Regions from separate parts of the Homo sapiens genome. Here region 2 is linked to region 1. The links are chromatin contacts, found by Hi-C or POLR2A ChIA-PET in ENCODE. All regions are on one chromosome and are shown on one strand. Each heading gives the region's core, a stretch centred on a gene start or an enhancer-like site at or near the end of the contact. The rest is flanking DNA. Distances are from core to core; before and after follow the strand shown.

What was found. A loop is a pair of places that touch in the nucleus more often than their neighbours do. ChIA-PET counts read pairs that join two places held with the same protein, here RNA polymerase II (POLR2A). Pooled maps may share reads with other maps.
Region 2: a loop to region 1 is called in a map with no recorded cell type, with 11 times the contacts of the local background. The contact joins the promoter of TSNAX here to the promoter of COQ8A in region 1. A Hi-C loop is called at or near these places in 1 of 37 single-sample maps with no recorded cell type and 4 of 50 pooled maps. POLR2A ChIA-PET finds 5 or more read pairs at or near these places in 1 of 52 experiments (naive thymus-derived CD8-positive, alpha-beta T cell).

The regions. Positions count from the first base shown.
Region 1 is chr1:226,937,863-226,942,186 of GRCh38, reverse strand. COQ8A (coenzyme Q8A) reads right to left here and starts at 1,893. Exons shown (of 15, transcript NM_020247.5): 1 at 1,788-1,893. RefSeq lists silencers at 1,668-1,827, 1,878-2,187 and enhancers at 2,458-2,557, 2,748-2,797, 2,532-3,223.
Region 2 is chr1:231,526,919-231,531,242 of GRCh38, reverse strand. TSNAX (translin associated factor X) reads right to left here and starts at 2,574. Exons shown (of 6, transcript NM_005999.3): 1 at 2,417-2,574; 2 at 1,884-1,988. The coding sequence starts at 2,432. TSNAX-DT (TSNAX divergent transcript) reads left to right here and starts at 2,687. Exons shown (of 3, transcript NR_173106.1): 1 at 2,687-2,823; 2 at 3,828-3,905. TSNAX-DISC1 (TSNAX-DISC1 readthrough (NMD candidate)) reads right to left here and starts at 2,590. Exons shown (of 16, transcript NR_028393.1): 1 at 2,417-2,590; 2 at 1,884-1,988. RefSeq lists enhancers at 1,818-3,017, 2,486-3,307.

The DNA of each region.
Region 1 (4,324 bases), core at 644-3,143:
CTTTTTAGAGTTTTACCTCAGTGGTTCTCAATCAAGGGAGATTTTGCCCTCCAGGGGACACGTGGCAATGTCTGGAAACACTTTTGATGGTCACAACGGCTAGAAGGGGTGGGGAGCGGTGCTAGTCTAGTAGACAGAAGCCAGGGATACTGCTACACATCCTACAATGTATAGGCCAGGTCTCCCACAACGAAGAATTATGGGTCCAAAATGTCATTAGTCCACAGGTTGAAAAACTTTGTCTTAGATAACACACTGGCTCTGAGGGAGGTGCCCATTCTGCCTGGTTCACTTTTCCTTTGAGTTGCTCAACATTAGGCCCCAAATCATTACGATTCTGCATAGTCCGCACCATTTGCAAGGCTGAACAAAACACTCTAAGCCATTGCCTGAGCCTTTTTTTTTTTTTTTTGAGATTGAGTCTCGCTCTGTTGCCCAGAGGGGAGTGCACTGGCGCCATCTTGGCTCACTGCAACCTCTGCCTCCCAGGTTCAAGCAATTCTCCCACCTCAGCCTCCTGAGTAGCTGGGATTATAGGCGCCCGCCACCACATCCGGCTAATTTTCGTATTTTTTTTTTTTCGGTAGAGACGGGGTTTCACCATTTTGGCCAGGCTGGTCTCGAACTCCTGACCTACGGTGATCCACCCGCCTCGGACTCCCAAAGTGCTGGGATTACAGGCGTGAGCCACCGCACCCAGCCGCCTGAGTCTTACAGATGCTGCTCCTGTAGCTCCCCTTTTGTCTCTCCTCGGGAGAAAGGCCTTCCTCCAAAAGAAGAGTCTCCCAAGAGCCCTCCTGCCAGGATGACCTACCCATCCACAGCGTGACAACTGGCAGGCTGGCATCAAGGAATGTTCAAATCCTTTGGCAATCAGGTAGGCCTGGCATGACCAGCTACTCAATCCTGTCACGTAGATCCAAGGCCCAAGTGAACGTGCACAAGTTTTTCAACAGGCTGTAGGCCCGACTCAGGCTGGAAGACTGCACACAAGCCTCTCACCCTTCAGGAACCTGACATCTCTCACCCAAATGGGGAGTCCCAACACCCAAACCTGCCCCTGCAGCACTCCCCATCGCCCAAAGAGGGTTTGGCAGAGGGGCTGTTACCTCTGTGCAATGGGTGAGAATGAGCCTCGGAAAGGTTCGAGTTTAGGGGAGTAAGCCCAAACCACTCACAAGACCCCCCAGAGTTTGGAGAAGAGGAAAGGCCAAAGAAAAGCGAAAGGAAGAAAGGATCAAAAAGGATCCCCTGTCCCAAGTTCACACAAAATTCCCACCTGCGAAGCCCAACAGCTGGCTCCAGCCAAGGAAGTCAAAGTTCTCACCCAAACCTGCAGCCAGCGGCAACGAGCCTAGAGCCCCAGACACACAGTGCAAGGGGGTCTGGGAGTGAAGAACAACATTATTAGAAAGCGAAGCATCAAAGCTGTATTGGCGACCAAAGGGCATGGGCAACGGGCATTCGGCAGCGGGAAGGCGGTCGGGCAAGCAGCGGGCGTGTTCCAGGGACCCAAGGCTCTGCACGTGGCCCTCGTCTCCTCCCCGAAGCAGGAACGAGGGGCTGAGGTGGACCCAGGGACGTGAGACGGCTGCAGAGGACCCACCCTGCAACTGAGGCGCCCCCACTGCGTCCGGACCTGAGGCTCGCGGCCAGCGAAACTCGCGGGGAAGCTGCGCTGTCACATGAAGAGAATGCAAGAAGGGCTGAGGTGGGTGTTGACCCCAGCTCTGGCCGCAGCCAGACGGCGCCTGGGCACGCGGCGGGCCGGCGGGTGGCAGCCTTACCTGGCTGCAGGAAGCTGGGATCCGCGGTCACCTTCTAGCCGCCTCCGCGCCCGCCTCTGCGCGCTGGCCACCGCGCTGACGCCCGCCACGCGCTCCGGATCTGTTTACCAACTCGCCCGCTCCGGGGGAGCCCCAGCTCACAAGCCCCGCCCCGCGGGCCGCTCCCATTGGCTGCACCGCCGTCCGCCTGCCGAATGCCGCTCTGCGCGTGGGAGCGTGCTCGGCCCGTGCTCCCGGCCCGTAGCCAATCGCGACCGAGAGCGGAGCAAGAGGAGCCAATGGGAGGCTACCTTAGCGGACAGGGCCCTCCTGTTCTCCTTTTCCCCACCTCCCGGCTACCTTTCTCTCTAGCAAACCGGGGCTGGAGGCCTGGCTTTGGAGTTGCTGGCCTGCGCGCATGCGCCTTGAGAACGGGAGCCTTTTTCACTGCGATGCAGTGTGCGTGGCCGCAAAGGCACCCCTGCGTGCTTGTTGCCTCCAGACTGGTGCTTGCTGGGCCTCTGCGCGGGCCTGGGAGGGGAGGCTGTGGACCAAGCAGACGCGACTGCGGGGCGTGGAGGGTGCCGCCGCTTTAAGGACCGGGCGATGCCTGTTCTTTGCTCCTCTCTATGTAGCAAGAGCCCCTTGCCCAGGGTCCACAAAAAGCACTCCGAGGAGGGGAAACGCGGCGGGCAAGGCCGCGCACTTCCACTTCCGGCCCTTCGGCCGGGGCCCTTCAGGCTAAGGATGCTTGTTTTGTGTGGCGCCATCCTCAAAACAGGAAGCCTCTGCCACCCGCGCCCCGAGGGTAGAGAGATAGTACCCTCACCGGAGTCGCTGTCCGCCCGCCGGTCTCGTCGGCGTGCAGGTGCCCGCAGTCGCTGACAGCCGGGGTTTTGGAGGGCGCGCAGCCAACACGGGATGGAGCTCGGGTGCAGCCCTCGGCGTCCCCGCCGAGCAGCCCTGGGAGGCACCGCCACCAGCAGCACGCAGATTTGCCCCGTCACTCCCTCCTTAACGAGAAAAGGAACGTATGAGCCAAAGTCGGCTCGACAATTTCCACTCAGATGACCCCAAACACTGGTCTGCAGCTCTGTTAATCGTTCTTGTGGAAAAAAGAAATAACAATTTAGTTTTTCATGAAATGAAATACTCAAGCCAAAGGATTGTTCCTTATTCTGAGCCTCCCCCCGCTTTTTTTTTTTTTTTTTTTTTGGTATTGTGAAACGAAAATTCACTCTGCCAAAAGGAAAAAAAATTAAACTGAAAGCTGAGTCATGCAACTGCCTTTCCTTTTGTTCCTAAGCAGATAGCTACAGATTAAAGGTGAAGTATCTCCACTCTATGTTCACCTTATCTTGTGTAAAGTGCCGATTTACTGAGCGCCAAATACATAACTGTTGCCCTACCTGCTCCCTTTATCGCAACATGTGGCTTCAATAATGTGAACATACCTTCCATCTTCCCCCTCCAGCCTGCTTTTCCCCTTTAAATATTGAAGCCCTCAAAATCATCTTTGGAGAAAGGCACAGACCTGTCTTCTGGGCGCGAGTCCTTCACCTTCGCAACATAAATTTCTAAACTGATACAGGTACTTTTCGGTTCACAAATATTGACATTTAACTTAATTGAAAGTCGTTTGTTTTATATTATCACTTGGAAAAATTTAAAGTTAGCTGTTCTATGTTGATGCCTAAAATTGGGGATAGGGGCCTGCTTTATTATAATGAAATCCAGAAGTGAACCTAATTTCACAGTCCCCCATCGGCTCCCCAGAGATCTGCCTGAGTTCCCAAGAACAGAATTCTAAGTGTGTGTGATATGGGCGAACACAAGCTCTGTGTCAGGCTCCGTTCTTCCTAGGGGTAGGGGAGGCCTTTCTTCCAAGGAGAATGGAGACTGTGCCTTGTGGCGTCTGTGGCTGGGCACTGGTCGGCTGTTGGGTGCTCCTCTCTGCACATTCACATGCCCTCCCCGCAGTCCATGTTCTGCCTCCCCCATCTCCACCACACTAAATACAAAGTAAATTTTAAAGGACAATTAAGGAGTTATTTTGGCTAAAGTTTCAAGTAACTGCCCCAAACAGTTGACAACTTGCCTTGATTAGGTCAGCTGGCTCCCTTTCTCCACATAGGAGAAAAAGACCAAGCCTCAAGGCCTTTCAAGGGTGGCCGTTGCTTCCTCCTACAGTAACTGTTCCCTTACACGGTTATGCTGTTCCCTCCCTGTTTCCTCCAAGCTCTCCCAGCCTACTGACCCAGACCACAGTCCATGGAATAAGAGAGTTCCTGGTTCGTTACTTCCTGAATCTTACGAACTCTAGCCCATCAGATTTCAGCTGGATGAGAATGTGATTGTCATCAACTCCTGCTTCTGCTAAGTGGGGGAAGGATGTGGTGCTTCAGTTTCACAAACATGGGGCAGGAATTGGTGGCTTCCATGCTAGCTCAGTCCCACTCCACCAGCAATGCCAAGGCCAGCTTCTCTCCTAAAGTACCTTGAAGACAAGCATAACCCACCACCACAAACATTAGTTTTTCTTCAAGGACTGCCAGTCT
Region 2 (4,324 bases), core at 1,325-3,824, 4.6 Mb before region 1:
CTCACGCCTGTAATCCCAGCACTCTGAGAGGCCGAGACGGGCAGACTGCTTGAGCTCGGAGATCAAGACCAGCCTCCAGCAACATGGCGAAACCCTGTCTCTACAAAAAAATTTAAAAAAATTAGGCATGGTGACACACGCCTGTAGTCCCAGCTACTCAGGAGGCTGAGGTAGGAAAATGGCTTGAGCCCAGGAGGCAGAGGTTTTGCAGTGAGCCAAGATCGTGCCTAATTATTATCTCAGCCTGTGTGACAGAGACTCTGTCTCAAAAAAAAAAAAAAACCAAAAAACTGTAGTTCAGCAGACGGGTAATGAGGACACCACCTTAGAAGCAACTCCACCTTTTCTTTTTTTTGAGATGGAGTCTCATTCTGTCGCCGGGGCTGGAGTGCAAAGGCGCGATCTCGGCTCACTGCAACCTCCGCGTTCCGGGTTCAAGCGATTCTCCTGCCTCAGCCTCCCGAGTAGCTGGGATTACAGGCACCTCCCACTACGACCAACTAATTTTTCGTACTTTTTTTTTTTTTTTTTTGAGACGGAGCCTCGCTCTGTTGCCCAGGCTGGAGTGCAGTGGCACGATCTCGGCTCACTGCAAGCTCCGCCTCCTGGGTTCACGCCATTCTCCTGCCTCAGCCTCCCAAGTAGTGGGGACTACTGACGCCCGGCTAATTTTTTGTATTTTTAGTAGAGACGGGGTTTCACCGTGTACTTTATTAGAGTCAGGGTTTCACCATGTTGGCCAGGCTGGTCTCAAACTCATGGCCTCGTGATCCCCCCGCCTCGGCCTCCCAAAGTGCTGGGATTACAGGCGTGAGCCACCACACCCAGCCGCAACTCCACCTTCTGTATCAGTACGCTCTTTATTCAATTACGGCCAGCTGTCTTAAACTTCTGACGATCACAGTAGATACTGTGGTGGTTTTCAAATATATCCACAAATAACCTGAGACTCCTCCCTCCAAAGGGTGGGACATAACTTCCTTCCTCTTCAATGTGAGACAGTTTTTAAAACTGCCTCCCTTCTAACAAACACAATGTGACAAAAATGACAGTGTCTGATGTCTGAGATTAGGACATAGAGATTGTGGTTTCCTCCTTGCTCTCTTGCACTCTCTCTCTCTGAAGGAGGCCAGATGCCACACCAAAGGACATCCAAGCAGCACAAGAAGTTCATGTGGACAGGAACAGAGAGCTGGTTGCAGGCAAAAGGCCTAAACTATCAACAGCTGTAGATCCTTCAGCCCCAATCAAGGCTTCAGGTGATTGCAAATAGGAATCAACCAGCTAAGCCCTTCCCAGATTCCTTAATCACAGAAACGTAAGGTACAGGATAGTGGATAGACAGGGACAAAAGGAAGAGGATTTTGTTTTGTGTTTGTTTTGAATTGAGGAATAACTTGTCCAAGTTAATATGCTGAGAAAAGGGGACTGTGAAAATATGTGTATATAGATATGCGAGATTCACTAATAGATACAAGCTCCCACTCTGTGCTAAGTGTTACAGTTAAAACAAAGATACCGTCCCTGTCTTCAAGTCTAGTAGAGGAAACAAATACACACTAAATGAAAATATATTTTAGCATATAACAGATGAGTAAATATTATCAGGTACACAATTCTTGAGTATGTGACATGTCAAATATTAATTAATGTTTACTGTTTCTTGTGTTTAAGTCATGTTTACCTGATTACTAATATTTCTCTTAATGGGACATAAAAGTGAAGGCCTTTGTAATCCAGACTTTTAGGGTACATCTAGCGCCATCACAAAACCTCCAGCTAAAGTTTCACATTAAATTCTTAGGGACTGTTTTCTTGCGCATAACCATGGCTAAATAATTTTGTTCTCTCCCCTTCTTCAACTTACATTGCAGAGAACTTACATTTAAAGGCCAACATCACGGGTGAAGATGAATTAACATCCTTCCCTTCTCTTCTTTGGTTATGTGGGAAATTGTCATGCTTCCTTTTCCTGAACCCTCCTGATCCTTATATAGAGAAGAAAAAAAGAGAGGGATCTTCCATCACCAAGAGTTTGCAAAACACAACATAGACAAACCTACTCCTTGCTTTAAAACCAGATACCCACAGGGCCCTCGCCTTAGAGGCTTTCTCCGCAGACTGACAGAGACGCTGCCCAGGCCTTTCCAAGCAAATCATCCAAGTTTCCACCAACTGGTGCTATGATCTGGCATTACAGCAATTACTGAACTAGGATAAAATCACACCTCAAAAATTTAAGAAAAAAGGAGGTGTAAACAGGGCCGATCTGGCCGGGGAGAGAAACAGAGGGGCCGCCCCCGAGTCTACAAGGGACGAAGGCATCCTTCAAGGGTGAAAAGGGGAAAACTGCATAGAAAGACTGGAGAACCTCCCCCTCCGGATAAATAACGCCCCGTGTTGTTAAGGACGCCACCTTCTTTGTTGCTCATGTCGTCACAGCCTACGGTGAGACGAGCGGAGACTGAAGGACCTGGAGCAAGAGGAGTGCGCGAGGTACAGGCCGAGGGAACCTGGGAAAACAGCCTGCAGAAAAACGCTTTGCAGCCGGGCCGACTACAACGCAGTGGCCGGAAGTCTCCTCTCACGTACTTCCGGCCTGCGTCCGGAGGGGAGGGGAGGCCGTCGCCGCTGGCTCCGCCCACCGCGTGGTCCAAGGACCACCACCCGCCACCGCCGCGCGAGCGTACTATTGCGGCCGCCCTCTGCTGCGCCTGAAGAGAGAGGCGACTCTACAAGCCTCACAGCATGCACTGTTACTAAAAAGACGATGCGTCCTCCTGGACCTGAGATCTGTGTGATCGTGGGAAAGCGACGAAAAACGTACGTAATTTTTTTCTGAAGGCACCTTCGGGACACCTTACCCTTCCCTCAGGGGGGCCCAGCTTCGCGCGCGGTGCTGTGGGGGTTGTAGTTCCTCCGCCGGAGCGGGACCTCCGGTGCCCCGGGCCAGGGATGTGAGAAAGAAGCGAGCCCTCGAGTTTCCTCGGGGCATGTGGGAAGGTTTTTTTCAGGATCCAGGCAGAACCTTACAGAGCTGGGAGTTTTTTAACTTTCCATTCCTGGCAGTGACGCCAGGAGCTTTAAGTGATGGAAATATGCGAGTCAATCAGTGGATGGTGTTAGTACTGTTTTCTCTTATGAAGATCAAGCCTGCCCTTCGGGTCTACTTCCACCTTTTCCCCCTGCCCGTCTCCCACCGTCTCCCTCCTCTCCACTGGCTCTCAGAAGCCGGACAGCCTGTGTTCAACTTGCCTCCACGGAGTGGTTGTGTGACCTTGATGAAGCACGCAACTTCTCTGCCTCAGTTTCCTTATCTGTAACATAGGGATAGAATAGTACCCGCCTTGTAGGGTTATTTGAGGATGAAAGGAGTTAAGTCTCGTGAAAACGCTCTTTCACATATAACTGCTCAATTAAATATTAAATACCATACTCCTCTCCCACCAGGGCTCTCCCAAACAAAATGATAGACAGGTGAGTAATAGCAGCTGTGTTCCACTAAACTGTGGGCATTTCATTATGAGCAGGTGCTGCCACCATATCTAGACTTTGTGCCGCCCCTTAGCCCCAGTGCTTCTCAGCGCTGTGATCCGGTCCCATGTAAGCTTCCGTCAATGTTTGTTGAAGAATCATGTTCCTGGTGTCAGAATAGGTAACTAGATGGCAATTCAGCACCGTCTAGAGAGAAACTCAGGCCAAGGCTTCATAACTGGGGTGCCCTAGGCCTAGTACAGAAAACACAAGTACATTTTAAGCTTTCTCTAAATAACCTCTCTATTGTGGTCATGTGTTGAACACACAGTCTTTTCTCCTTGTTAATTTAGGAACAAAGGAACAGTAAATGGAGTAACTTGGCTAGAATATGGCAGTAACTACAAGGCATGTTCTGCTCTGGCACGAAGGTAACCACCACTCATACCTCTCCAGCCCTGTGAATACGTCAATTGACTAAGCAGATTCCTTGAGGATAAAGTAGGCTCCTGGGGACCTTGCTTGTTGGGCTACTTGCTTTGTGGATGTTAAACAGATAATTCTCATGAGTTTGAGTGACGTCTGATCTACCAGTATTCCCCCTACTCTGATTAGAAATGACTTGACCATGCCAAAAAGAATAAAAGACAGCTCTGATACAAATGTAGCCATTTTAATGTGACTCCCTCTAGATCCAAGGAAGCCAGTACTTACGAACATTTTCAGAGTCAATACTTACTGTACTGTACCATAGTCGAGGAAAAGGGTATTTTTCCTAACTCTCCTGGAGTAGCACATCCCAAGATCTCAACTTTCCAAAACCTGGATCAACTATATTTCTTTTCTTTCT